Regions from separate parts of the Homo sapiens genome. Here region 1 is linked to region 2. Evidence: read pairs that join two places in POLR2A ChIA-PET (ENCODE). Cell type or tissue: Caco-2. All regions are shown on one strand. Each heading gives the region's core, and the rest is flanking DNA. Links, peaks and the distances in the headings are about the cores only.

Region 1 (2,914 bases), core at 157-2,656, 82 kb after region 2:
TGGAGCAACAGACGTACAGATTGCGAAGCATTTGGATGGTAGTATAGAGAGGAGGCATCTTCTTAGTCCTTATGAACTGGCAGGGCAGATCTGGCAGGGATCTTTGGAGCCAAAATATCTGAGTACAATTCCTTCCTCTGCCACTTTCTCATCATATGTAGGGTTTCAGGCAAGCTATTTGGCTTCTTCATGACTCTGTCTGTGCTGGTAAAATGGATATGGATACAGTGTGTACCTCATAGAATTATCATAAACTCAATTAAGAAAAACTCCCTGAAGTGTTTCAGACAGTGCTCAACTTACAGAAGTAGTTACTGCTTTTATTTTTAGTATTACTTTTAGCCTTGTCAAGCCTCCTGAGTCAAGATCTATCCCTGTCATTTCGGGTTTACATTTGAGCAAGTTAAGGCTTGAACAATGTGCTGAGGTTATGCTAGCTAGGAAAGGACACCACCAGGTGTGTTTGTCTCCAGAACTGGTGTTCTTGACCACCATGCTATACTAGGTAGTTTTATAAACCCCTGTTTATGACAAAAAAAGATTATAGAGAATATTATGGACCTCCTTATTTCCATGATCCTACTTCAACAATTAGTCTCTCCTCCCTCTGCCAAGCCCCCATGATAATTTAAAGCAAATTTAGACATTTTCATCTAGCAACAGCTTTTTGTGGCATTTTCATAGCATATGCTTCCATTTAACTTTGTAGTTAATGAGGAAATTTGTTGAGCTGTTCTCCCCTGGGCGGGAGAGATGCCATGCAGGGAGTCCTAAGCTTCCCATTGTCCCTCAGATCAGTAAAGAAGACCAGCCCTAAGCTGCTGACCACAGGTTCATGGGACTCTTCTGAGGGAATGTGAGGCCCAGAACTTACGCTAGTGATTCTCCAGGTGGACTATTCCTAAGATTCCTTGCCATACCCCCTTCTAGTGCAGAGGGTCTCTGGTATGGCCCACAAGTCTTAATTTTTAGAAGCTTCCAGGTGATTCAGAAGCTGAGGACCTTTGGGAAGATTTTGACAATCCTTTCATTAATGACAAATTTGTTTCATCTTAAAAAACAAAACTTCATCCTTGTATGTGTGGAGGAGGACACTATAGTGAAATTAAAGAAAAAAAAAGTCAAATTATCTGCTCCCTCCATCTACCTGAGGTTTTCTTGCTTGGCATTTGCAAAGAAATTGGGCGCATGGGTGAATACTTTGATTGCTATAAAGAGTAGAGTTTGGCCGTTGATTTTAGTACACTAAAAGTGCAAGGGCAAGAAACATACCAGCACCTTGACAGTTTCTGGGAAGAAACTTAACGGCACCTTCTGGACCCAATCTGCGTGGCGCAGTGGCCTAAAGAGGCGACCGAACCTGCATCCCTAGCTCCGCCTTCCCGGTCCCTGCACACCCCGGCAGCTTCCGCGCGATTCTTCCCGCCCCCGACACCCGCCGCCACACAAAGGCGCTGCGTCCTGGCGGCCAGCGGGGGCTTAGTCTAGGCCCGGCAGGGTTTTCTGGAAGACCAGAGGGCCACCAGGTCACCGAGGTGGGAAGTGAAGAGAGGTTCGACGCTGCCTCAGGCCTGGGCCTGGCCGGTGGGAGACACAGCAAGGACTCTGGGAGCCTGCAGAGCAGAGGCCGCCGCGGGGCCGGGCCCCCGTCTCCTCCTCAGGTCCAAGACCAGAGGGTCTGCAGGGCCCCAGAGCAGCTGGCCGCGCTCCGCTTCCCACCGCGCTCTCTGCTGGAACTCATGTGGTTGTTTATCCTTATTTTGCTAAATTTCTTTATTTGCTGTAACAGTTTGTGTGTGTGTGTGTTTGAGTGTGTGTGTGTAATTTTCAGGGTTTTCTATATATAAAAATCATGTCACGGCCAGGCTTGGTGGCTCACACCTGTAATCCCAGCACTTTGGGAGGCCAAGGTAGGAGGATCGCCTGAGCCCAGGAGTTCGAGACCAGCCTGGGCAACACGGGCAACATAGCGAGACCCTAGTCTCTAAAATTTTTTTTATTAGCCGGGCATGGTGGCAGGCGCCTGTGGTCCCAGTTACTCCGGAGGATGAGGCAGGGTAATCGCTTGAACCAGGGAAGTCGAGGCTTCAGTGAGGCATAATTGCTCTGCTGCATCCCAGCCTGGGTGACAAAGAGAGATCCCATCTCTCTCTCAAAAAAAAGTCATGTTATCTGTGAACATAGATAATTTTACTTTTTCCTTGCCAATACTGTGCTGAATAACATGGTGAAAGTGGGCACCCATTATTCCTGATTGTAGGAGAAAAATTTTCAGTCTTTCGCTGTTGAGAATGATATTAGTTGTATGTTTTTCATAATTGGGCATTATCAAGTTGAGGAAGTTTCCTTCTATTCCTGGTTTACATTGTGTGTGTGTGTGTGTTTTGTTTGTTTGTTTTGACAGAGTCTTGCTCTGTCACCCAAGCTGGAGTGCAGTGGCCGCGATCTCGGCTCACTACAGCTTAGACCTCCAGGGCTCAAGCAATCCTTCGACTTCAGCCTGCCAAGTAGCTAGGACCATAGGCGTACAGCACCACATTTAGAAGTCCCTGAGAAAATTATCTTGGAGGAAAACTCGCAAGTCCGACTATTGGTTTTCCAAGGAAGCCAGTCTCGCCTGTGAGGAGGGATCCTGCTCGCCCTGGGAGCCTACTCAGACACCATGGGGAATGGGGGGTGGGGCTCAGAGCGCGCAGGCTTGGTTTTTTTCCCCCTCCGAACTCCTGAGTTCCAGTGATCTGCCTGACTCAGCCTCCCACAGTGCTGGGATTACAAGTGTGAGCCACTGCGCCTGGCCTATTACTTGTTTTAATAATAACAAAAAACAGCAAAATCTTGCAGAAGGTTGGAAGGTAACCAAGCAGCTTAGCTTCAAACCACGTTTTAAAAACTTTGTTTCTTTTCTTCTTTCTCC
Region 2 (2,914 bases), core at 264-2,763:
TCTTTTCATGCTTTAATAACTCATTTATTTTTAGGGCTGAATAATATTCCATTGTCTGAGGTACCGTAGTATATTTATTCATTTACCTACTGAAAGACATATTGGTTACTTCCAACTTTTGGCAATTATGAATAAAGCTTCTATAAACATTTATGTGCAGGTTTTGTGTAGACATGTTTTCAGCTCCTTTGCATAGTTGCCAAGGGGTGTGATTGCTGGATCATATAATAAAAGTATGTCTAGTGTTGTAAGAAACCACCAAACTGTCTTCCAAAGTAGCTGTACCATTTTTCATTCCCACCAACAATGAATGAGAGTTTCTGTTGCTCCATAACCTCACCAGTGTAGGTGTGGTCAGTGTTCCAGATTTTGGCCATTCTAATAGGTGGGTAGTGAGTGGTATAATACAATTAAAACAATAATACATCTGTCTGTTTACATATAATGTGGAGCATCTTTTCTTATGCTCATTGGCCATCTGTATATCTTCTTTAGCAATATCTGTTAGGGTCTTTAGCCTATTTTTTTATTGGGTTGTGTTCCTGCTGTTTAGTTTTAAGAGTCCTTTGCATATTTTGAATAAGTTGTTCATTACATAAGCTTTTTGCAAATATTTTCTTTAATCTGTGTCTTCTCACTCTTCTGATATTATCTCTAGCAGAGTAGAATTTTAAATTTTAATGACGTTTATTACTTCTTTCATGGGACATATCTTTGATGTTTTATCTAAAATGTGATTGCTTAGTCATGTGTGGTGGAACACGCCTGTAGCCCCAGCTACTTGGGAGGCTGATGTGGAAGGATTGCTTGAGCCTGGGAGTCAGAGGTTGCAATGAGCCATAATCACATCACTGCACTAGGATGACAGAGTGAAACCTTGTCTTTAAAGAAAACAAAAAACCAGAGGTGACAATGACACTCTTTGGAACATTGCATAACTTTTGTACATTCTGGAGCACATAGATTTCTCTCGAATTGTATGATACGCATTTGTAGAAAATTTCTATTGAGTTGGATGATAAGCATTTATAGTAAACTATGAACTATAACTGTCTTTTCCTCCAAAACTGTGTATATGTGCATGTTTGTATGCACACAAGAAAAAAGGTTAATAAAGTAAAAATATCAATTAGTTATTCTCTAGAATAGTATCACATCATAATTATTATAGTTCTTTTCTGAAAGATTGTATATAAAAATAAGAATTATTCGAGTCGCCCAACAGAACATCTGTTTATATTTTTCTGCCAACTGGGACCCAAGCTAGGCTCCCGTGGGAGTCCTCCTTTTGACCTGCCCCTAGCGAGAGGAAGTACTGCCCACTCTCTGAGTGGGAGTCTTAGCTTTGTTGCTTTCTTGCTTTCTTTATGAGCAACTGTCTTAGGTTTTTTTTTTTTTTTTTGAAACGGAGTCTCTCGCTCTGTTGCCCAGGCTGGAGTGCAGTGGCGAGATCTCAGCTCACTGCAACCTCCACCTCCTGGGTTCAAGCAATTCCCCTGCCTCAGCCTCCGGAGTAGCTGGGACTACAGGCGCGTGCCACCTCGCCCAGCAAATTTTTTGTATTTTTAGTAGAGACGGGGTTTCACCATGTTAGCCAGGTTGGTCTCGATCTCCTGAACTCGTGATCCGCCCGCCTTGGCCTCCCAAAGTGCTGAGATTGCAGGCGTGAGCCACTGTGCCTGGCCTTTTGTAGGTCTTTTATCTTATTTCTTCTTCCATATGTTACTTCTGACAATCCTAAGATTATTAGAATCATTAGAATCCTCTCATGGGTGCCCATGTAGTTAATAAAAAAAACAAAATAGGTATGTGTCACTTTAATTATTTCTGATTTTAAAAATATCTTTTATTGATACTGAGGTAGTTTATGCTAATATTGGGCCTGATCCTTCATTAACATTTTCTAATTGAGTAATAAAATAAAATAAAATGTCATTGCCATATCCATGGTCATCTAGGTTTTCTCCTGTTATATTTTAGCTTAACAGTTTTGCATTTTATATTTAGAGCTATGATCCATTTTGAGTTAATATTTGTGAAGGGTGTGTCTGTGTCTAGGTTCACTGTTTTGCATGTGGAAGTTCAGTTGTTCAATTGTTTCCATTTGTTGAAAAGACTATCTTTGCTCTATTGTGTTGCCTTTGCTTCTTTGTCAAAGATTGACTACTTGACTACCATGTTTGTACAGGTCTATTTCTGGTCTCTCTAGATCTATTTGTCATTATTGTTTGTCATTGATCTATTTGTCTATTTTTTCACCACTCATTGTCTTTCTCCTTCAATTTCTCTTTTGCTGGTTCCTCCTGCTCTCCTCCATCCTTGTACCAGGATATCTCAGGGCTCAGTTTTTTTTTTTTTTTTTTTTTGACAGAATCTCACTCTGTCTGCCAGGCTGGAATGCACTGGCATGATCTCGGCTCACTGCAACCTCCATCTCCTGGGCTCAAGCAAGTATCCTGCCTCAGTCTCCCGAGTAGCTGGGATTACAGGAGTGTGCCACCACGCCCTGCTACTTTTTGTATTTTTAATAGAGATGGGGTTTTGCCATGTTGGCCAGGCTTGTCTTGAACTGCTGATCTCAGGTGATCCACCTGCCTCGGCCTCCCAAAGTGCTGGGATTACAGACATGAGCCACGACGCCTGGCCCACTTACGATCATTTTAAAAACACACTATATAACTTATTTATTTTGTATATTCTCTGTCTTCCCTATGAGAATGCAAACTCCATGAGGGCAAGATATTTGTTTCCTGTCAGATTACTAATACCTAGAAGAGATATGGGTGACATTCAATAAATATTTGTTGAAAATACATTAGAATACAGGTTTCATTATCCCATTTCACAGATTAGAAAATAAAATTCAGAGAGGTCACTGAGTTTCCCAAGGACACAACATAATAAACACTAAGAC

What was found. Peaks named below come from ENCODE experiments on the same cell type or tissue, not always from the same donor. Only the 100,000 strongest peaks of a DNase experiment are listed, where the experiment ranks them.
Region 1: POLR2A ChIA-PET joins it to region 2 with 10 read pairs; 11 of 35 experiments call an interaction of 5 or more read pairs at or near these places.

The regions. Positions count from the first base shown.
Region 1 is chr6:27,755,998-27,758,911 of GRCh38, forward strand. No RefSeq gene overlaps it. Among named protein-coding and RNA genes, the nearest start is that of TRV-AAC1-5, 4.0 kb to the left of the region's middle. In Caco-2, for the core only: no CTCF peak of the experiment used is centred there; a DNase peak (open chromatin) is centred at 1,424; H3K4me3 peaks cover 671 bases.
Region 2 is chr6:27,673,750-27,676,663 of GRCh38, forward strand. No RefSeq gene overlaps it. Among named protein-coding and RNA genes, the nearest start is that of TRS-CGA3-1, 2.7 kb to the left of the region's middle. In Caco-2, for the core only: no CTCF peak of the experiment used is centred there; no DNase peak of the experiment used is centred there.